Linked DNA regions of Homo sapiens: region 1 is linked to region 2. Evidence: chromatin loops called from intact Hi-C (ENCODE). Cell type or tissue: mammary epithelial cell. All regions are shown on one strand. Links, peaks and the distances in the headings refer to the core of each region. The heading gives the core; the rest is flanking DNA.

The links. A loop is a pair of places that touch in the nucleus more often than their neighbours do. Peaks named below come from ENCODE experiments on the same cell type or tissue, not always from the same donor. Only the 100,000 strongest peaks of a DNase experiment are listed, where the experiment ranks them.
Region 1: a loop joins it to region 2, with 2.9 times the contacts of the local background. A loop is called at or near these places in 4 of 110 quality-filtered maps.

What each region holds. Positions count from the first base shown.
Region 1 is chr4:57,142,994-57,155,201 of GRCh38, reverse strand. All of the region lies in intron 1 of IGFBP7-AS1 (IGFBP7 antisense RNA 1), which reads right to left. Among named protein-coding and RNA genes, the nearest start is that of IGFBP7, 39 kb to the right of the region's middle. In mammary epithelial cell, for the core only: no CTCF peak of the experiment used is centred there; DNase peaks (open chromatin) are centred at 3,541 and 6,161; H3K27ac peaks cover 1,493 bases.
Region 2 is chr4:57,067,784-57,079,991 of GRCh38, reverse strand. The region is part of intron 1 of IGFBP7 (insulin like growth factor binding protein 7); the gene reads left to right. It also overlaps the pseudogene UBE2CP3. Among named protein-coding and RNA genes, the nearest start is that of IGFBP7-AS1, 36 kb to the left of the region's middle. In mammary epithelial cell, for the core only: a CTCF peak has its summit at 5,102; DNase peaks (open chromatin) are centred at 2,251, 5,061, 8,521 and 9,331; H3K27ac peaks cover 5,499 bases.

The sequences.
Region 1 (12,208 bases), core at 2,002-10,001, 75 kb before region 2:
CTGCTGACAGCCTCCCTCTGTCATGTGTCTCAGGGACATCCTGCCTAATAATGCAGGCTGTCTTTGTTCTCACCTTCAAAGAAAAACACTTTCAGAAAGATCCAGCTACTGAGAGGGAAACCCCATAATCTCCTGGTGTCTTGCTTCTCCAGGAGCAGGAAACTTGAGACGTGGGGTAAGCACCAACCTGGAAGTCAAGAGGTTTGGGTTCTTTCCTGACTCTACTCTGTAACCTTGACATTAACCAGACCAGGGGTCAGTTCCTTTACAGAAGGAAGGAAAGGGAAAGAGAGAGAGGAGGGGAGGAAAATGGGGGAGAGAGGAGGAGGCAAGGGAAGGGGCGGGCAGGGAGAGGAAAGAGAAGAGGGGAGAAGGGGAGGGCAGGGAAGCAGCCAGGAGAGGTGATTCTAGCCCCAGCTCCTCTGCTTTCTCCCAGAGTCACCGCGAGCCAGCCCCTCACCTCTCCGAGTTTCCATTTTCCCATCTATAGACTGAGAGGAGTGGAAGGTGCCTAGATCAGTGCTTCTCAAGGTGTGGTTCCTCCACCAGTAGCATCAGCCACTGTTACCCCAATGCCAAAGGTCAGTCTAGGTCCTGCTGTTCACCACGCAGAATGCCAATCACTGAGACAATGACTATTACCAAAGAAGAAGGCTTTCACTTGGCTCAGCAGCCAAGGAGAACAGGAAACAAAGCCTCAAATCTGTCTCCCTGGCCAACTAAAACTGGGGGGTTTCTGTACTGGTAGAAGGAATGTAGCTATAGGCGGGAAGGAATTAGGGCAGGATAAACAAGCAATCATGACAAATGAAGGGTCTGGCTGTCATTATCCAGTTGCAGTGATCTGGTGACTTTTAGTCTCTTGCCTGAGGGCTCATTTCCTGAGGAAGCAACCCAGATGAGGCAAACGAAAATTTCAAGTTTTAAAACCCCGGAGGGTCAATTTCTACATTTGTTTAAAAAAAAAAAAAAAAAAACCTGTAAATATCAGTTCTATGGGAAAATTCGACCAGTTTCACCACCACAATGTTGGCATGAGGATCACTGGGGAATTTATCAGAAATGTTAATATTTGACCCTTTCCCAGACCAACTAAGGAAGAATCTCTAGGATGCACCCCAGAAATCTGTGTTTTAAGAACATTTCCAGGTGATTCTCACTCAAATTTGAGAACCATAGGCCTAAACAATCTTACAGGTCTCTTCCAGATTAAAAAACCTCAAACTCTTTTTGCCCTAACCATAAGAGTTTTTGCCCCAACTTTAAGTCTTCTTCCTCTCCCTCCTCCTCCTCCTTCTCTCTCTCTCTCTAAAAAAAAAAAAAAAAATCCTGCTGCAAACTTCTCTCCTCTCAATAGATTGCTAACTTCAAGAGACTTAAAATGAAATTTGCATTCAGTTATTTCCATAGCAATCTTAACAAAACCATTAAGATGTTTTTGTTCTTTAATTCATCTGTTCCTTCTTTTAAAGGGACTGTGTTTCTTTTTCAGCTATAAATCCAATCTTATCTAAGGATAACCCTTAAACACACTTCAGCAGTACATAATTGTCGTCCCAGTTAGCGGTGTAAGGAATGTCATTAAGTCATATCACCAAATTGATCCTCAGTGACAGCTTTCCCAAAGACCAAGATAAAACTGAACTTACACTCATAAGTCCACAGGAAAGAATCTGTCTCCACAGTACTCCATCCACCTTTATTGACTTCACACTCTACACACTGACCCTGCCTCCAGAAATAGCTACCAACTTTCATTGGTGAGCCATCCTGCCCTGCTCTCAGCCCATGTAGTTCTGGTGCAGCTGACTCTACACCCAGCTCCAGGCTGGGCCAACAAAAGCCTTCATGGCCCTGGACACTCTACGTGGTTCAGAGACGAACACGTGACCAATCAAATCAAATGAGACACTGACTGGAACTTCTGGGAAATAAACCTGTATTCACTGAGCTAAAACCTGAAATGATGAAGCCTAGAGTTCCACAGCTGTTTTGTTTTTTGCTTTTGGTTTGGTTTGGGTTTTGGAGGTTTTGGGGAGTTTTGATTTTTGTTTGTTTGTTCGTTTGCTTTTTGAGACAAGGTTCACTCTGTCTCCCAGGCTGGAATGCAGTGGCATAATCACAGCTCACTGCAGCCTTGACCTCCTGGGCTCAAGTGATCCTCTTGCCTCAGCCTCCTGAGAAGCTAGGACTACAAGTGCATACCACCATGCCTGGCTAAATTTTTTGTTAATTTTTTGCAAAGACAGGGTCTCGCTATATTGCCCAGGCTAGTCTCAAACTCCTGGGCATAGGCAATCCTCCTGCCTCAGCCTCCCAAAGTTCTGGAATTAGAGGCATGAGCCACAGTACCCAGCCAGAGATGTTTTAAGACTATGAGGGAAACTTGTTTGAGATGAAGCCACCAAAGAGGAATAAGAGCTGAGAGGCCAGGAGAGAGAACCTGGAGCCAGATGACATCATTTCTGAGCCTGTATCAAACCAAGCCTGAAACCAGCTACACTCTGAACCTTTCAGTACAAGGTCCATTAAATTTCCTTTCTGCACTGGGTTGACTTTCTTATCACTAACACCAAAAACATTTTAAAGTAGAAATTCATACAGCATTTAATAGGCAATTTATCAGTGTCTACAAAAAGAGTTTCTTATGCATAATTCTTGCCCTAACAATTTTACTTCCAGAAATATATTCTGAAGAAATGCTCTCACAATTATCAAAATATATGTATACAATCAAGAAATTCATTAAAGCATTTTGACAAACGATCCTTTGGGAAAGGATTGGAAACAACTAGTGTCATTCAATAGAAAAACTTATTCACAAATTATGTTGCATTATGCCATGAAGCATTGTGAAACGATTCAGATAGATCAATATAACTGAGATGAAAAAAGTCAGATTTTTGTTGATAAGTAAAAATAACCAGTTTCAAGCTGTGTTTTAAATACTATTTTTGAAGTGAGAAGAATGAATGCATGCATGTGTTGAAAAGGTCTAAAAGGATCAAATGGTTTACAGTGGTAATTTCTGTGGAAGGGGATGAAGGACCATTCACTTTTAAATCATTTTTATATGGTTAATTTTTTTTACCTCAAACATAAATTACTTTGGCATAAGAATGATACAATAGACTGTAGGAACTCAGGGGAAAGGGTAGGAGGGGGTGAGCGATAAAAGACCACACATTGGGTACAGTGTACATTGCTGGGGTGATGGGTGCATCAATATCTCAGAAATCACCACTAAAAAACTTATTCATGTCTGTTCCCCAAAAATCTATTGAAATAAAAAAAATTAAATATAAATTATTTTGGTAATTAACAAAAAAAATGGACAAAAGAAAAAACAGTAAAAAGCAATACATTTGAGTAGTGTTTTGGATAAGCAAGCGTGTAATCAGCACCTACTGTATGCTAGGCTGTATGCCAGGCACGGGGAATCGCAGATGAGCCTCAATGTAAACACAACACTGGGCAGCCTATCCACACACACCCTAGAGTCACTGTGCCCCGCCTCCTATTGTGAAGACTTGGCCATAATGAACGACAGGATGAATTCATCTCTTAAGAGTGAACCCAGCCGGGTGTGGTGACTCATGCCTATATTCCAAGCATTTTGGGAGGCCAAGGTGAGCGGATCACCTGAGGTCAGGATTTCAAGACTATCCTGGCCAACAGGGTAAAACCCTGTCTCTACTAAAAATACAAAAATAAACCGGGTGTGGTGGCATGTGCCTGTAATCCCAGCTACTCAGGAGGCTGAGGCAGGAGAATTGCTTGAACCCTGGAGGCAGAGGTTGCAGTGAGCCGAGAGCATGCCACTGCACTCCAGCCTGGGTGACAGAACAAGACTCCGTCTCAAAAAAAAAAGAGAGAGTGAACCCATGGATTTTAGCACAATGTGGGGCAAAGCCAGTGCCACCAAGTTACCATTCAGTGCTATGAGGAAAAATTCTTGGATGCGTTTTATACAACAAACTAGTCTTGCACGGGCTCCTGAAAAATCCAGAGCTGCGTGGTTATGAAAGTGCTGGGAAAGCCAATTGTTTGGCACAGACTTGAAGCCCAACGGCCCCATTAAGAGTATTTGCTTTCATTCTGTGAAACAGGAAAATGGGCTTTCGATTGGAAGGGCATCTCAAACCAAAATCAGTGGGGCCTCGTGTGCCGGGCTGATGCAACCCCTGAAAATTGACCTGAGATGGCCAACTTACATCCCCAAACAGCATTTGCAGAGGAGGAGTGAGCACTGTGTTCCTTCCAGCCATGGGAAGGTTATAGTACCCTTGTTCTATCACCACTCCTGGACAACCCAGTTTCCATGAAGCAACAAAATTCTCACCACTCTCTAATTTATCCAATCATGTGTTGATTATGTTCTTGTTACTGCACTGTGAACTCCACAAGGGTAGCACCATGTCTATCCTGATCTCCTCATCTATAGCACAGGTCTTGACACTTCATAGAGGCTCAATGAACACTGCTGGATTAATAAACCCATTCTTCAGACAAAACACAACTTTTTTGCCAAAAAAAATGTAAACCGATGTAAAAAATGTAAACAGTGTTTTCATCTCCCTCCTCAGCTGCACTACAAAACTGAGAGTTATAGATTAAGGAAGAAGAAAATGAGACGGTGCATGTGGAATCTTCTGCACACTTTAGAGAACTATACAAATGTTGGTGAATATCATTACCACGATCTGAAAAGTGTGTAGGAAACTAGTTAACTTCTAAGTAATGGCTTCATCATATTCCCTTCTTAATAGATGATTTTGAAAATAAAAATCAGCCAGCAGTTGGCACTTCAATAAGTGGATTAAGGCATATTTGTGTTTATATTTTTTAGCAATCTCCCTCATTTTATGAATTTATGATGTTAATGAAGAGTAAAACAGAACCCCAATCATAGAGTCAAAGCCTCTCAGAGCTGGAAGGGAACATAAGTCAAGTATTCTACATCTTCTTACAGATGCAAAAACTGATGCCCAAAGAGGTAAAGCAACTTGGCTAGCTTCACACAACTAATTCTTCAAAGAACCAGGACAAGATCCTTTGTCTTCTGGCAGACTTTCCTCCTCTACATCATGCTAGGTCTGAAATTCTGATTGTGTTGGTCATTGTCAGACAATGGTTGGTGTCTGTCTTTTCAATGTAAAGTCAATACCCCCAGTGCAAAAGTTAAATCAACATTGCACTCAGTGTCAATGATAACAAATCATGCTGCTTCAAGCTAACAAAAATGGCCTTTACCTGCAGACGGCTCTTTCTTTCCTTCTTCTCCCCCTCGTTCCCTTCCCTTCAAAACCCACACTTGTCCTGGATACCCCAATGCAAATGCCAGTCCAGAAAACTTCAGCAGCTAAATGCCAGTCAGCGCAAAGCCCTATTCTCAGCTGCAGTAATAAAGCAGTTGAAAATGCTGTGCATTCCAGTCACAAAAGATATGATTTCTGCCTGAGATTGTCCGATAACAGAAATGAATAATGGTTCTTTGCCTGAAAATACGTATTGATTGTTGGCTGTGAATTTCACCGTGGATAATGCTGAAGTCACCATCCTTCAAAGGTGTGTGAATTGAAGTTGCTGTTACCTAATCCTTGCAGGATGATTTGTAGCAAGAGACAAGACAAGGCAGGAGAAATGTCTACATGTAGGTCAGGCTGGACCTTCTCCAACCAATTTTCCATCCCAGATTATTTAATCTTCACTTCTAAGGTCCCAGTTTATTACATGCAAAGGACAGATTGATTGCCTGCATTTGACTAAGATGAAGACAGCTTTGTACTCTTGAATCTTTTGCAGAACTTAATTCTTCAAAATCACCCCATATTCCCAGGCCCAGCCACTACTGAACAACTTAAATATCTGCTGGCCTGACCTACCCCAGGCTGTATGTACTTTCCGTTTGCCTGTGAATGGGAACCAAATGGAAACCAGCACATACTCCTGGGTGTCATCAATTCTCCTCAAGCCAAACCAAACTTCATTCTAGCTCCTCAAATGCAGCAATAGTTCTTTGATATTTTTCACTTTCTGATGCTTAAAAGCATTAAGGACTACTAGCTAATTTGGCTACTAGAATACTTTTAAGTCCTGCAGAATGTGGTTGGTTAGTCATAGATGATTAACAGAGGAAAAGAACAGTGTCCAAGTGTCAGCTTCATGTTACTCTAAACTCCTAGCAACTAGGACATCAGAGTCTGGTGAGCTCAGAAATTCTAAGTGTGTGAAGCTTCTCACAGGGTAGAATTCAAAGGACTCCCAAAGTTTCCTTAATCCAGAACACTTCTCCAGCAACCTATTATGATACCTAAAATTTTACCATTAAAGATTTGTTTCAGGCCAGGCACAGTGGATTGTGCCTATAATCCCAGGACCTGGGAGGCTGAGGCAGGAGGAACACTTGAAGCCAGGAGTTTGAGACCAGGGTCAACATAGCAAGACCCTGTCTCTATAAAAATAAAAAGAAAAAAATTAGCTGGACATGATGATGCATGCCTGTAGTTCCAGCCACACAGGAGGATGAGGCAGGAGGATCGCTAGAGCCCAGGAGTTCGAGATCATAGCGAGGTATATTTGTGCCACTGTGCTCCAGCCTAGGTGACAAAGTGAGACCCTGTCTCCAAAAAAAAAAAAACATTGTTTCATTTGAGTTCAATCAAAGTGAGGTCTCTGAATGGCCCTTGTAAGAATCCCAGAAGCTAAGCTCTTAGAGGGCTAGCTATTATCTCCACATTAGCGGAGGTGTCTTCTAAGTTGACAGGCACTGAGCACAAGCCTTTATGAGAATATGAAACATCCAGATTGGAGAGAGACATGAAGAGCAGGAAATGAGTCACAGAAAAGAGGCAAAGAAGGCACTTAGGTACCACTTCCCAATTTAGTCCAGAATCTGTTCAAGGAAAACACCCATCCAATTTATGAGAGAAATTAGTCCCAGTGAAATGTCCAGAGAATAGAAGTGATAAAATTCCCCATGACATTCTTGGAACCTTTTTTTCTAGAGACAGAGTCTCACTCTTTTGCCCAGGCTGGAGTACAGTGGCTGAATCATAGCTCACTGCAGCCTTGAACTCCTGGGCTCAAGTTATCCTCCCCACCTCAGCTTCTCGAATAGCTGGGACTACACAAGTGCACCATCACACCGGCTAATTTTTTTATTTCTTGTAGAGACAGTCTCACTATGTTGCCCAGGCTGATCTCAAACTCCTGAGCTCAAGCGATCCTCCCACCTCAGCCTCCCAGGGTGCTGGGATTACAGGTGGGAGCCTCCACGCCCAGCCTCCTGGAACTTCAGTAAAACCTAAAGTAGGTTTTTATGCCTTTTCATTCCTGTAACTCACATCATTGGTTGCCACCAGGTGCCTAATCAGGGAAACTAGGACAAGTGGGTGGACACACTTGAGGCAAGCAGAAATTAAAGAGGAGAAATGTACCGTTTAACATAATCGAGTGTCATTAAAAGATTTTTAAATGCTTTCTAAAGTCAGCAAGACAAATCAGTCGACTTCACTTTCTTTTTTTAAAGTGTAAAAAATTGCCACTAGAGTGGGGAAAAAAAATCTCTTGGATGCATTAGTGCTTTATCATTGTCGTCAGCTCTTGCTTTGCCTAACTAATGACTCAATCATCTCTCTCCCTCTGATCCAATCATGTTTCTTCTACCCCAGAGTTGGAGGAGAGTCAATTTCCTCATACTCAGCCGGTACTTAGACCCTGGGCGTAATCCTGGCCTCTTTATCATCTCTTTTCAGGAAGGCTACTAACTGAAATTCTTCTTCTCTAAATGAATTCTATAATGACCCAGAGCCCATATTCACTAACTTTCTTTCCTGGCTTGTTTTATGTAACTATTATAAAGGTAATACTGAACTGCTGGCATCCCACCTACTTAGTGTGTATCTGTTTTGCTCCTTCCCATTTCTACTACTAATAGAAACAGTTTGTCTCTTGTGTTTTATGACACCAAACCCTTGAAATGATCTAATGTAACCTTCATCATTGGACCCACTGGCTTTGGTAAAAACCTGCTGGGGATAGATTCTCCAAATGCTCTTCTCTCCATCTTTGAATGTATCTCTTTATCCATTGCCCCTTCTTCAATCCTATCTCAGGAAAAATACTATACCCCTTGCTCTCTGAGACATAGTATTTCCACTTCCACTCTTCCTTGGCCTTGTCCATTTTGCCTCCTGCTGTATCTTGAAATACGAACTTTTTAACCCTAAACCGCCACCCTATAAATGCTTCCTGTCCTCTGTGTTCTCACTCACAGCCTCTAAATATGCATCTGGGTCACCTAATTAAAACATCTCAACCCTCCCTCCATGTAGAAAGTGCAGACACTAATTCAATGGCTACTTTATATCCTTTAAACGATATATCCAGAGTGACAGGCACATAGCGGATGCTCACAATGTGGTCGTTCCTTTTCCCCAACTGTAGTGGATTTGTTTCTCAGCCTTCCAGCCATAGCTGAGGGAGGACAGCACAGTGGAGGGGAAACAGGCAGATCTTTAGAGTCATGCAGACAAAAGTGTCCTCCCCAGCTCCCCCACCTGCCGTCATATCTGTATAACAGTGTGGGTTGTTGACATCTCAGTCAGATTCTGCATAGTGAATTAATGTGGGGCTTTCCTTTCTCCTACCTTCAAGGGCAGGGACCATGATCTCAATTTATCTTTGCATCAATCTTCAGTTCCAAGAGACATGCCTGGCAAAAAGGAGCTATTCAGCACATATTAATGGAACCAACATGCAACAGAGATAACTGAAGATGATATTAAAAGTAATATCAGACACCATGGGGATAAGAAGGGGACGAGGGGAACTAGGTTTTCAGAAATGCCAAGAAATTCCTGGAAGTCAAGAGCAACTCTCCAGAAATGGACAAGAGAGAAAGGGTAAGGAAGGAGGTACAGTGATCACCAAAGAAAAAAGAGTAAGAAACTAAGGAATGCAAGACCAAGGGACTCTGATATTTGGTGGATTCTCTAGTCCTTTTTTAACAGGTACACTTCTATTAAAAATTGAAATGATTCTACAACATTTATATGAGGATTTTTAGTCATTAGATGCTTTTTATGTCCATTCTCTCTTATCAAAAAGGTGCAAGAATTTTCAACCTATTTCTGTTGGGTGCAGGGAGAAGAGGAGGAATAAATTGGAGGAGGGATTAATTATCTGAAAGAACATCTGGGAAACATAAGCAGGCATGGGATTCCAGAAACGATAAGAATCTCCCCTGAGGTCCAAACAGAAGGAAAGGAAGTTTCCTTTCAACCCTCTTGAAAGGACTTGAAGGGGGTTTTGCCCCTATTTTAGCCTTTGTTGTTTCAAAATAATGTAGGATTTTGTCTTCCATAGTTTTCATCATTTATTTATTTATTTTGGTGAAAGCATGTATAGAGAATTACAGAAGGGAATCCATGTATTATTTAGAACTAGCAGCTACACATAATCATTTAAACTAAAGATGGTTGATCAATAATTCTCTACACAGAAGAGAATTCTCTCTCACAGAGGAAACAAAAGGTTTTGATGTCTCAAGTCCTCTGAGATTGCACCTACAGCATTGGTCACAAGTTCCTACAGCCAAAATGCCTTTATCAGAAAGGAACATTCTAGAAGAGGCCAAGCTAATTATGACATTAGAGCCATTATCAAGAGAAGAAGCCAGTGGCTAGCAAGCTCTACGTGCTTGAAAAGACCATGATGTATTTTCTGTGTGTGTGCTCTCCTCAGAGGAATAAAAGACAATAAATGGACCAGGTATGGTGGCTCTCACCTGTAACCCCAGCACATTGGGGGGCCAAGGATGGAGGATCTCTTGAGCTCACAAATTCAAGAGCAACCTGGGAAATAAAGCGAAAACCCATCTCCACAAAAAAAAAAAAAAAAAAAAAAAAAAACACTAATTAGCCCATGTGGTGGTGCATGCCTATAGTTCCAGCTACTTGGGAGGCTGAGATGGGAGGACTGCTTAAACCCAGGAGGTCGAGGCTGCAGTGAGCCATGTTCTAAAAAAAAAAAAAAAAAAAAAAAAAAAAAAAAAAAAAAAAAAATTCTTGGCCTTGCAGGGTGGCTCATGCCTGTAATCCCAGCCTTTTGGAAGGGAGGCAGATGGATCACTTGAGCCCACAAGTTTGAAACCAGCCTGGGCAATATGGTAAAACCCCATCTCTACAAACAATACAAAAATTAGCCAGGTGCAGTGGCACACACCTGTAGTCCCAGCTACTCAGGAGGCTGAGGTGGGAGAATCACCTGAGTCCGGAGGCGGAGATTGCAGTGAGCCGAGATCGTGACACTGCTCTCCAGCCTGGGTAACAGAGTGAGACCCTATCTCAAAAAAATAAATAAACATATGCATACATACTATCTTTACCATGTTTTAAACCCTAGTAGAGTCTAAAGATGGAATTATGAATTTTTAATGTTTTCTTTTTTTGTAACCCAAATAAAACTGGGTATTTCATGATGAGTCACAATACAGTTTTGCATTCAAAAGAATCCAAAACCCAAAAGAAAACATTAAAAAGCAATGTACATTTTTATGGAATTCTTTTGAAGAGAGTGGGAAGAGTTACTAGATGGCATGACACTTGTGAAAACATCTTTAAAATCATATATATATATATATATTTCTTCTCAGTTTCACAGCGCACAGCTAGGCGGATACATACAAAATTTTGTCCTTCTTTCTCTCCATCTGACCCCAGCTCTCTGCTTTGGGGTCTGTTCTGTTCTTCCAATTGCTCTGGGCTCTTTTGACTAAAAATTATTTCAGTCTTTCTGTCCTTACAGTTCTGCAACCTCACATTTTCTCAGCAGAACACTAGATCCTGTCTTCCTTTGACAGGGAAGGGAATGGGAAAAGGTGTGATTACTTACACATTCATACTTTTTAATGTTACAGACTCTATCATATCTGTATTTTCTAAATCCTTTTAATGAATATGTATAACATTATAATTAAAAAGGCATATTTCCTTTTTTCAATAAAACACAGAAGGTCTTTAAAATGTACCTTAAAAGACTGTACTTCCAAGGATCATTTCTGTAGTGCATCATTAGAGAACAGGAGAAAGGGTAGAGCATCGAAGAAGGACAAAAACCATATGATCATCTCAATCAATGCAGAAAAAGCATTTGATAACATTTAAAATATCTTCATAATAAAAACTCTCAACAAACTAGGCATGGAAGGAACATACCTCAACATAATAAAGGCCAAAAATGACAAATCCACCACTAACATCATGCTGAATGGAGAAAAGCTGAAAGCCTTTCCTCTAAAAACTGAAGCAAGACAAGGATGCCCACTGTATTAGTCTGTTCTCACGAAGACTAATATGGGGCTATATTAAATTACCCAGACTTGGTAATTTATAAAGAAAAAGAGGTTTAATAGACTCACAGTTCCACATGGCTGGGGAGGACTCACCACCATGGTGGAGGTGAAGGAGGAGCAAAGGTGTGTCTTACATGGCAGCAGGCAAGAGAGTTGTGCAGGGGAACTGTCTTTTGTAAAACCATCAGATTTCATGAAACTTACTGTCACAAGAACAGCATGGGAAAACTCACCTCCATGGTTCAATTACCTCCCACCAGGTCCCTCCCACAACATGTGGGGATTATGGGAGCTACAATTCAAGATGAGATTTGGGTGGGAACACAGCCAAACCATATCACCTGCTTTCACCACTCCTGTTCACCACAGTACTGGAAGTCCTAGCCATTGCAGTCCAGCAAGAGAAAGAAATTAAGGGCATTCAAATTTGTAAAGAGGAACTCAAATTATCCCCCTTTGCAGATGACATGATCAGATATCTGGAAAAACCTAGAGATTCCAACAAAAAACTCTTAGATCTGATAAATAAATTCAGTAAAGTTTCAGGATACAAAATCAATATATAAAAGTCAGTAGCCTTTCTATACACCAATAACAATCTAGCTGAGAAGGAAATCAAGAATCTCATTTACATAGCTACCAAAAGAATACCAAGGAATAAATTTAACCAAGGAGGTGAAAGACCTTTACAAAGAAAACCACAAAACACCAGTGAGATAAATTGAAGAGGATACAAATAGAAAGATACCTGGTGCTCATGAATTTTAGAAGTTAATATTGTTAAAATAAACATGCTCCCCAAAGCAATCTACAGATTCAATGCAATCTCTGTGAAAATACCAAAGTCATTTT
Region 2 (12,208 bases), core at 1,891-9,890:
ATTCTGGGCAAGTTATTTAACCTCTCAAAGCCTCCAATTCCTCATCTCTACAATGGGGTAATAAGCATAGCCACTTAACTAGATTTCTGTGAGGATTACCTGAGATAATATATGGATGAGCCTGCACTGTGCCTGGCATACAGTAAACTCAGTAAATGATAATAGAGGCAATGGTAAGGACAGTAGTAACTTTTATTATTAACAATTATTAATGAGACAAATAGCATGAGAGTGATAGGAAAAGCGCTGTTAGATGTTGGACAGAAGATAACTGGGAAGATTTCATATAGAATTTGACTTACTAGATTTTTTTCACTTGAGGTTTAAAAAAAATCTTAGTGGAGAAATTGGGAAATTCCCTTTCCTTTGCATTTCATTTTCTATTACTTTCCTGAAGACTGAAACTTCAGTGTAGAATTTAGCTGAAGGCTACATCCCAGCATTTGCATTGGCCTTGGAGTGCCAGGGTAATTATTCTGTCAATTATTTGACTTTTTAAAGTCTGTCTACCTTGAAGAACCTCTGCAAAGGAGGACCGTGTTAATGTGTAACACAGAGATAAGCAAGGCTCTGCTCTTTTTTTTTTCCCATGGCTGTTCAACTGGAAAACTGAAATGGTTCTATTTGCGTCTCAGCCAGCAGTGTTGAAAGGTGGGGGATAAATGGCTTTTACTAATGAAGTACAGTGGGATGTGAATTTTAGCAATGCAAAATGCCACGTATCACCTGCAATTTGTTTTTTTAAAACACACACACACACACCAAAAAAGGGAAATCACAAGACAACATAAACCTCGCTTGAAGAAACGATCGTGTTTAACAAGAAGACAGCAAAGAGAAATACTCTGAGTTGAGCCAAGTAGATGTGTGCTGCTTTTGTAGATGGAATAAATGATCCTCACTTGCATAGACAGCAAGGTCATTTTTCTCACCCTAAATGGAAGGCATTAATCATCAGCTCTGAAGAACAACATTCAGGACAAGAAGAAACAAGCCACCGCAGCAGGAGGTATTGAATTGAGCCAGAGAACTGGGGGCCCTGTGGACGGGAGCCAGCTCAGCCCAGGTAGCAGCTCCCAGATCAGCAGGGGTGGGTGGTGGAGCTGGTCCTCTTGAGCCCTAACAGCTTTGTTGGGAACTTTCTATTGTTCAAGAAATCTCCTAGTTACCATCCATGTGCATTTCTGAAATGCCTGACTGTGCTCCGGGCTCTGTAGGCTCTGGATTAGCTGGTTCTCTGTGGACCCCGTCTGCATAAAAAGCAAAGATCAAAGGAACATGGTAGAGCTCTTTAAAAAAAAAAAATCCTAAACTCACAAGTGAATGGGAAATGCATATTTATATCACTGGCCCATCAAGGGTAAGGGTGTTCTGTGAGAGGGGAGGAAGAGAAATCATTAAGCAGGAGCGAAGCTCTTCAGATTAAGAGCTGGAAGAACTGCATTGAAGACTAAGAGGAGACTGAAGGCAAACAGTGGATCTTTTACCATTTTTCTTTTTTTTTTTTAGACAAGTTTGAAATCGAGTTTTACCGCTTTCCCATCAGCTACACCAAGTAGTTTACTTGTGCAGTGGCTAATTAATTTGTTGAGGCAGAATTTTAGGTTACCTATGAGGTAATATGGAATAGTGGTTAGGAGGTGTCTAGCTTTTTAATCCCAGCTCTATCATTTATGAGCCTTGTAGCACTGGGCAAGTTACTCGACCTTTCTGTGTCTCAGTTTCCTCCTCTGTAAAATAGGAGACAGTACGAACCTCACAGGGCTGTCGTGAGGGTTAAATTATTTACACATATGAATGCCCATAGTGAGCAGTCAGTGAACAGGTATTGCTGTTGATTTTGTTACCGTGGCCACAGTTGGGTGGGGTGGGTGGTGCGTGGCAGGAATGAGTTGAGGGGGGAAAAGAGTAACATGAAACAGGATAATAGAATGTGGTTGTTGACAGGAACCATGAAAGTCATCCGGTCCAGCTCCCCCTTAACCAAGGAAACAAATCCTATTGCATTTTAAAATAATTGTTTTGAAATTGTAAGTAATAGTGCCGATTTATTGATTGAGTGCTCTGTGTGCCAGACAGCATGGGAAGCCCTGCGCCTGCATCACAACACTCCACGAGGCCTGAGTGCTGTTATTACCCCATTCTGTAGATGAGAAAACTGAGGCTCAAACCGTTAAGTCATTTAGCCAGCATCACCTGGATCGGAATGCAGACCTGTGTGAATGCAGAGATTCTGTGAGTGACGCGGCAGTTCTGTTCCCTTTGCATTTCATTTCCTGTTACATTCCTGAAGACTGATGATGCTTCAGTACAAGATTCAACTGAAGGCTGCATTCCAGCATTTGCATTGGCCTTGGAGTGCCAGAGTAATATGTTCTGTCAATTATTTGACCTTTTAAAATATGCCTTCTTTTGGTCAGCTGTGGTGGCTCACGACTGTAACCCTAGCACTTTGGGATGCTGAGGCAGGCAGATCACTTGAAGTCAGGAGTTTGAGACCAGCCTGGCCAACATGGTCAAACCCCGTTTCTACTAAAAATACAAAAATTAGCCGGGTATGGTGGCATGTGCTTGTAATCTCAGCTACTCAGGAGGCTGAGGCAGGAGAATCGCTTGAACCCGGGAGATGGAGGTTGCAGTGAGCCGAGATCACATCACTACATCCCAGCCTGGGCGACAGACAGAGTGAGACTCTGTCTCAATAAATAAATAAATATGCCTTTCTTGAAGAACTGCTATAAAAGGAGGACTGTTTGGATGCGTTCTGTGGTCTCATAGAAGTGAATGTATAACATCCATGAATGCATGCCTTATTCTGCTTTGTCTCTTTCATATAAACGCAGAGCACCATATTTTGTTTTTTGTTTTTCTGTTTCCACACTATACTGACATACAGAGTACATATTTTGAAAAATACTTTAATACTATTAATTTTGAGTAAATCATGTTTCAGTACTAGTGAGGTTAGCGTTTAAAATAAATAATATTTATTCATAAAAAATTTTCCTTTGGAATCAAGCCATCATTTGATTGGATATGATTGAAATTATGAGTAAGATGAAGGATACATCCCTGACAACTTTCAACTATTGCTCAGATACACATGACTGCGTTTTCAGGAAGTCTCTTTATTGTTGGATATCCTTTACTGCTGACAGACCTTCGTTACCTTGACCTTAAATAGGTAATGATTCTTTGATCTTAGTGCTTCCCTCTGAAGTAACTAAAATCAAGACTGCTCATTCTCTGACATGGCTTCCCTTCAAATGTAGAGGATATTTCACAGGTGTGTCCCCACCCCAGGCTTCTCTTCCTTAAGCTAAACACCCACGTCACCTTCTAAGCTGGTTTTCAGACCCCACAAGATCCTTTAATCTGTCGGTTCTACTCTTCACCTCTTGGAAGGGAGCCAGTGCTGCAAGACTGTCGGATCTGTACAGAGCAGGCTGGAGCCATACGCTTACACGAAGGTGACCAAAATGGCTGGCTTCTTAGCTTTCTGGCTTCACTGATGTCAGGGAGGTTGCATGGTTAAATAATGAAGGAGGAGTGACAAGCAAGAGCCAAGAGAGGGACATCCAAGGACTGTTTCCAAGTGATCCATGGTAGAGGCTTCATGGCATTCCTGTTGTTTGTGCTTTGAGCAAGAATTCCTTGGTACGTTGGTTCTAGTAAAGAGATCAGCTATGGTCTGAATATTGGTGTCCCCCAGAAAATTTCTCTGTGGAAGCTTTAACCCCCAGTGTGATGGTATTCACAGGTGAGGCCTTCGAGAGGTGAATGGGATTAGTGTGCTATAAGAAGAGACAAAGAAAGATGATCTCTCTTTCCACCATGTGAGGCTACAGCAAGAAGGCAGCCATCTACAAGCCAAGAAGTGGGCCTCCCCAGAACCCTACCATGCTCGCACCCTGATCTTGGACTTCCCATTCAATACACTTCAGATGCTTAAGCCACCAAGTCCATGGTATTTGTTATAGCAGCCCAGGCCGACTGAGACAAGAGCCTTGGTATTCGAGATTTTTATATCGTATTCCTGAATTCTCGAAAGTTCTGAAAATAAAGAGATGTTCATAGGGCCCATATATAGTTATATATAACAGATCCATGTTCCAAGTGGACAAGGATGAGTGGAAAGGCAGGTACTTCAGTCATACACAGATATTCAGGTAGCTCCTTGATGACCTGTCTACCCACCACATTCCTCTGCCTTGTGTCTACCTTTTTTTTCAAATGTGAAAATTATCTGGACTTTATTTTTCTACTTGTCAAATTCTCTTTAGCTTTTTTTAGCTGTTGTGTTGACCTCTTCTATCTCTAAAAGGCATTTGGTTATTTTTTTAATGTTTTTGCTTCACTGAAGCTTAGTGTGCTTTTTATGGTTTTATGGTTACCTTGCAGAAATCTCATTAGAAAAGCACTTTAATATATTACTTGGCAATGAGACATCTGACAATGTTCTAGTTCATTAGTTAGGAAACCTCCCCAAGCTTGGAGGAATAGACATTCCTCTGTGAATGGTAGAGCTTTGATCACTCCTGCAGGGGCCAGGATTTATTTTAATGCATTTTAGGGGAGGAGAAGATATCCTAAGCCTGGCAAAATAAAAATAACACAGATTAAGGAAACAATGAAACATTATTTTAAAAGAAATGCACTTCAGTTAATATTATTCTATGGGATCTCCTGAGTCCTTTGAAGGCAGAGCTTATCTTAGAAAATATGTCTCCTTTAGTGGGCAGGAGGTTAGTTAAGCAACCTCACACCAGATCACAGATTATACTGAAATGATCCTAATAAGGAAAGACTTTCCAAAGCTATACTCATTTTAGCATGAATAAATGGATTCAAGTCTTATTTGTGGGATTTTAATTTCCAACTTTGAATTTGCAAACTATCAAATTCCTTCAAAGACACGGTGTGCAGAGAAGGCTCTGAGTAATAGGATTGCTTATTTTTAAAGGAAGATGCCCTTTAGCAAAGCACGAGGCTTTGACGTGTGATCAGTCAAGGGTCCAATCAGCACGGATTTCCCCACATGGCACTGTTTCTTGTTGAGTTCCAACCAGATTTAATAACTCATACAAAATGCAACTCCACCCTGAGGGTGCCTAGTGCATTCAAAGCAGATAATGCTATATTGTTTTAACACAGATTATGCCAAATGAAGTACAATTTAAATTCCTGAAGCATGACAGTCCTTGGGTGCTTGTGGCTGTGTTTTAGTTGGGTGCTGTATCTTTTCTTTCTTTCTTTTAATTGAAAGACTTAAAAGAAGCAAGCTGTCTGAAAAAGTGTTTAAAAGAGCTTGGTTTTCAAATGGTATAAATAGGACAGAGGCAGAGGATGCTATGGAAAAAGGGCCTTCCTCCAACTTTAAGAGGTAGAGGAAAGAAATGGGAGAGTCTGGGCAAAAGTGACGTAAGCCCCTGAAGTCAGGCTGGAGACTCTTTTGTGTCTCATGTGAGGAGAGAAATGGGTGAAGCCTATAGTACTTTCACACTCCCCTGAATGGGAAGTAGAGGCCAGATGCCAGTTGCAGCTTCTTTTTAACTTTTTAACACCTTCAGAGGCAGGAGAAAATGGTGGGTGGGGGGAATGTTTTTATTTGGGATTAGAGGTAAATTTTCAGGCCGGACGAGGTGGCTCACGCCTGTAATCCCAGCACTTTGGGAGGCAGAGGCAAGCAGATCACTTGAGGCCAGGAGTTCAAGACAAGACTGGCCAACATGGCAAGACCCCGTCTCCACTAAAAATACCAAAATTAGCCAGGCGTGGTGGCACGAACCTGTAATCCCAGCTACTCGGGAGGCTGAGACAGGAGAATCGCTTGAACTTGGGAGGTGGAGGTTGTAGTGAGCTGGGATTGCTCCACTGCACTCCAGCCTGGGTGACACAGCGAGACTGTGTCTCAAAAGAAAAAAGAGAGAGAGAGAGAGAGAGAGAGAGAGATGCATTTTCCAAAGAGGAAAGTACGATGGGCAGAGTTTGGAAGCTCGCTTGCTGGTGCCAGGACAGTGGCTGGGTGAGCTGCTGCCCTTGGGAAAGTCGCTAGGTCCTCCCATCTTTCCTCTTCCCTTTTTCCTCACCTTTGTGCGATAGAGATTATGATCACTCCCGATCAACTCCACAGGACTGTCCTGAGGATCAGATAAAGAGAACACGCTTTAGAAGGCTCACCACAAATGGGCTGTGGCCGTGGATGTGGTGGTGGTGACAGTGGAATTGGCATCTGGGTTGGCTTGTAGCCTGGCCTGTAACTGTAGTTGTGGAAGCTTAGGGGGCTGTTTGAAGAGGCCCCTCCTAGTCTGACCTCATGAGCCAGAGACACTAGTAATCTTGGGCAGTTCTGGGGCATTTTGTTGTTATTTATTTATTTATTTAATTTTTTTTTTTTTGAGTCAGGGTCACTCTGTCACCCATGCTGGAGTGCACTGGCAGGAATCTCAGCTTATTTCAACCTCAACTTCTCTGGCTTGAGCAATCCTCCCACCTCAGTCCCCTGAGTAGCTGGAACTACAGGCACACACCACCATGCCCAGCTAATTTTTACATTTTTTATGGAGACAGGGTTTTGCTATGTTGTCCGGGCTGGTCTTGAACTCCTGAACTCAAGCAATCCTCCCCTCTCAGCCTCCCAAAGTGCTGGGATCACAGAACTGCACCACCATGCCCAACCCAAAATGCATTTATTTAATATACATCACAAGCACTCAACTGGAGGCTTAAAAGACTAATAATAATAATAATAATAATACCACAGCTCAAGATACAGAGTGCTATACAAAAATCACAGAAAGGACAGACCATCTAAGGAAAACTTAAAAAGACGACACAAGGACAGGCTGGGCAGCCTGGGTCAGGGCTCCTGGCTGGTGACCTGCTTTAAGTAGGTTTCTTGCAGGTGCTTCTTAAAAGCTGTGGGGGGTTTCCAGAGCTTGGCAGCATGCCTGTTCAACGAGCTATCAATGTTGGGTTTGCCTCGAAGGCTGTGGATGGAGAGCAGGATGGTCCTGACATCATACAGGGCAGACCACTTGTCCTTCAGGATGTCCAGGCAGATATTACCCTGGGTGTCCATGTTGGGGTGGTAGCAGGGCGTGAGGAACTTCACCATGGGTACATTGTAAGGGTAGCCCCTGGGGAGCTCTAGGGAGAGCTTATACCTCAGGTCTTCATATGCTGTGCCAGCTGCTCAATGGATGGTCCCCACCCATTTGAAAAGGTTGCCTGATTCAGGCAAGGCAGAAATCCCTGTGTCACTAGGCATTGTGAAGGTCACCAACTCCTGCTGTAGCCTTTTGCCCACAAGGTACCGGGCAGCACCCCTGCTGGTGGTGGCTAGGCAGCAGCAACGCTGGTGGTGGCTGGGTCAAGGTTTTGACAGGCCATCTAGGTGGCACTGACAGAAAGATAGGAACTTAAAGAACACAACTGCAACTGACTATTTAATTTTTTTGAGACAGGGTCTCCCTCTGTAACCCAGGCTGGAGTGCAGTGGCGTGAACACAGCTCGTTGTATCATCAACCTCCTGGGCTCAAGCAATCCTTCTGCCACAGCCTCCTAAGTAGCTGGGACCACAGGGGCACCCCACACAAACACACTCAGCTAATTTTATATATTTTTGTAGAGATAGGGTATCTGCAGCCATAAAAAAGAATGAGATCGTGTCTTTTGTGGGAACATGAATGGAGCTGGAGGCCATTATCCTTAGCAAACTAACGTAGAAACAGAAAACCAAATACCATGTGTTCTCACTTATAAGTGGGAGCTAAATGATGAGAACTCATGAACCCAAAAAAGGATATAACAGACACTGGGGTCTACCTGACAGTGGAGGGTGGGAGGAGGGAGAGGAGCAGGAAAGATAACTATCGAGTACTGAGCTTAATACCTGGGTGATGAAACAATCTGTACAACAGACCCCCGTGACACAAATTTACCTATGTAACAAACCTTCACATGTACCCCCAAACCTAAAATAAAAGGTTTTTTTTATTAAAATTTAAATTTAAAAAAAGAGATAGGGGTCTCACCATGTTTCCCAGGCTGGTCTCGAACTTCTGTCCTCAAGCAATCTTTCCATCTCAGCCTCCCAATGTGCTGGGATTACAGGCATGAGCCACTGCACCAAGCCTAGGACATTTTTAATAATCACCTCCCTTACCCCAGCCAAGGTTCCCAATCCTCAGAGAAAAAGCTGTTCAAGACAAACCTTCCTAAGCAGACCCAAAGCTTTGACAGCCCATATGAAACCTGCCTAGGAGTACCCTGCTAGCCTCCATGACCAAATATGCCACAGCAAGGCTGATGTGGCTCCCTTAGACCTATTCTGATATCAACTGAGATCAGTCCCTTATTCTGGGCGGAGAGCCTGATGGCCACATGTGTGCTGTTAGAGGACACTGCCCACACAGTGACCACCCAGGGAAAAAGAAAGAGAGACCCAATTTCCTTGTGTGTGTTGCAACATGGCCAGTGTTAGAGATCCAGGGTTGCTTAATCTAACCCCAAGTGATTAAGAACCAGCTATGATACCAGACTGAGTGCAAACTTAGTTGTCAGCACAGATAAAGAAAGGAAATAGACACATCAGATGTAAAAGCCCCAAATAGGCCTCCTACTGACAGATCCTGCTCTCCTAACGCATGCAGACCTCTCTGACTTGCTGAGATGTATGTATATTCAATGACAGCATGGAATTGAATGGTTGACTAGAAGTGGCTTTCCAGAGGCTGCAGCAGGAGGAACATTCTTTGTAAACACCAAGTATTTCATTCCCCCCCAATATATCAAAAACAGTGTTTTCAGTAGGATCTGGAGTACTGCATTGATGGGCATCACTTTTGACCAACATATGCTCATGCGGTACCTTATATAGATTCACACACTTCTTCTAGACAGGCTTTGCCACCACCTTATGCACATGGACCCTCGGGACTTCAGTAACTTGCAGGGCCAGGTGTGTTCAGAGCAGAAGAAATATGAAGTAGTGTGCAATGAATAGGTGCAGGGAGAACCCATCTTCAAATGAATTGGCCTTTTTAATTAGCAATTTTATGTGAACAGATTATTTAATACATTGAGATGTGTGTGTTACAGCATTCAACACTGATCCACAAGCTTGAACACATTTGTGTTTTAGAATTAATCGATTTTAATCAAGTAGAAAAATGCACTGAACATCCCTTGTATCCAATGCTCATTACCCCTGCGGCCAGTTTGTGAGCTGGCTTGTGTTGTCTTAGACTTTCAGAAGAGAAAACAAAGGTCTTCTTATTGAACCTTTTGGTTGTACATTGCATGTTTGATTTGAGAACAGTTATGGTTCAGGCCTGCAGTAAGAGATTGAGAGCCTTACATCATTATAAATGTGGCCTGGGGCATCCAACTCATTTAACTAGAGGATAATGCAGAGGAGTGATTTGCAACTGACTTCTTCCTCCCACAAACTAATATTTTTAAATGGTTTGCACTTTTTTCTGTCCCCAAAGGGATTTGTTAAGTGTGATTTTCAGCAGGACATGTACTTTTTTTATTTGTTAGCCATAATGGAAATGCATAGATAAACTGAATCTGTGTTAACATAATAAGACAATCAAATTTTTTGTTTAGTTGTGGGGAAGGGACGGGATAGAGGAAGTAGAAAAAGCTCCCTCAAACATAAGCTGAATATTTATGTGGTTTTTGTTTTTATTTAAACCAACCTCTTTAGAAAATTACTTTCTTAATAAGACATTATACAATGAATTTTTCCAGTCATTTTGAGGGAAAAATATGGTACTCTGGGAGAACTTCTAGAAGAAAGAGGAAAGACTCACTTAAGATTCCCAGGACCTACAGAGGGCTGGTGCTGAATAGTTCCCACTGAGGACCTTCCATTTCGGTGTTTTTTGTCTTTTGTTTTTTTGAGACAGGATCTCACTTTGCCACCCAGGCTGGAGTGCAATGGCACGATTCCGGCTCACTGCAACCTCTGCCTCTGGGGTTCAAGCAATTCTCCTGCCTCAGCCTCCCGAGTAGCTGGGATTACAGGTGTACACCACCATGCCCAGCTGTTTTATATTTTTAGTAGAGACAGGGTTTTGTCATGTTGGCCAGTCTGTTCTGAAACTGCTGACCTCAAGTGATTCACCTGCCTCGGCCTCCCAAAGTGCTGGGATTGCAGGAGGGAGCCACCGCACCTGACCCCATTTTGTTTTGTTGTGAGAGACCATAAACAGCCTAGAAAGATAGAAATCTCAATAATGAGAAGTTTCTGTAATGTGTGGCTCCTGCCCACCTTCTCTCTGCTTATTTGCTGTCTTTTTTGTTTGTTTGTTTTTTTAGAGATAGGGCCTTCTCTGTCACCCAGGCTGGAGTGCAGTGGTGACATCATGGCTCACTGAAGCCTCAAACTCCTGGAGTCAAGCAATGCTTCTACCTCCACCTCCCGAGTAGCTGTGACTACAGGCAGGTGCCACCACAGAAGGACAGACCATCTAAGGAAAACTTAAAAAGACAGCACAAGGACAGGCTGGACAGCCACCAGACCTGGCTAATTTTTTATTTTTTGTTTTATTTTTTGTAGAGACCAGACCTCACTATGTTGCCCAGGCTGGTCTCGAACATCTGGCCCCAACAATCCTCTCACCTCGGCCTCCCAAAGCACTGGGATTATAGGCATGAGCCATCACCCCAGGCCTATTTGCTGTCTTGATTCTCTTTTCTGCTCCCTCCAGCCCCACAGATGGCCCAAGACCCCAAATGGGCAGTCAAGCTTCCCCACTAAGTTGAGTTTCTTTACTGGACAACTCAAGATGTCTTGGTGAGATCCTGTCTTGAAACAATGCCAGGAAAGTACATGAGGTCTCCTTCCTCCTAAAAACACCCCTAGAAGGAGGCCTGGGAGGGGCAAGCCTGGCGGTTCAAACTGGTGATTCAACCACCCACATAAGACCCTCTAGGCTTATGGGTGAGCTGGGTGAGGGGCTCAGAGAATTTCTCCAATCTTGGCCAGAAAGGCTTCCTTACCACTTTCACATTTCTCTCGTGTCCTTCAGAAGGGGCCTGCATCCAAAAGTGGCCATGGAAAGCTTCACAGAATTAGCTTTTATTGTAAAAAAAAAAGTAGCAAATGGAGGAATGACTGAAGAGAAAGCATGCTCCAGCTATCAGTCAACTTTGAGGGCATGAGCCCATGTTCTAAATTTAAACACAATCTGTCCCTTTCTCCTTGTATATCCGGTTTCCTTTCACTTCCCTCGGTGCCTTCAACTAATCCCATTCTTGGTTTACTGCTTGGCAGTGATAATTATATACATGCACTGTGACAGTTCAACCTTTCATGTGCCAGTTCCCATCTTTTGATATTTTCTTTTATTTTTTCTGTGGAAAATAATATGACAAAATCCTGCCATTTGTATGTTCTTCATTTTTGACTCCAACCATGCACTACTGAATAGAAAGTATCTCAGCCTCCTTTATTTTTCTCTGCCGTTACTGATGTGTTTCTAGGCCCATCTTATCTGTGCATTAGCTCATTACTTATTGTCATCGCTTGTCACTGGCTGCCGTTTCCCCCGCCTCCCTTGGGTGTTGTGTCTACACATCTTTGCTATAGGGGAAATTAGATAGTAAACTGATGATGTCAGTCCTTTGACTGGAGGTTAGCATTTCAAATGCTCACATATTTTTTGTTAAACTCACTTTTTTTTTTTTTTTTTGAGACAGGGTCTCTGTCACCCAGGCTAGAGTACAGTGGCACGATCTTGGCTCACTGCAACCTCCACCTCCCAGGCTCAAGCGATTCTCCCACCTCGGCCTCCCAAGTATCTAGGACTATAGGCATGCACATCCACACAGGGCTGTTGCCCAGGCTGGTCTTGAACTCCTGGACTCAAGAGATCTGCCCACCTCAGCCTCCCAAAGTGCTGTGACTACGGCATGAGCCACCACTCCCAGCCTAAAGCCCACTTCTTTTGAAACCTCAACCTATTTCCAGATCAGTGATTCCCAAATTTCTTGTAACCACAACCTCTTCTCCTTATGTTTGGTTTAGATATTTTATGATATCCACATTTTTCGCTACCCTATCAATTATTCTCCAGGGGGAAGAGAGCAACATTTTTTGTTTTTTATGAAAAACAAGTAAAACTTTTTATTTTTTATTTTTTTTAGTTTTGAGGAATTTTTGAGACCATACAATACTCGGTGGTCTATTGGAGA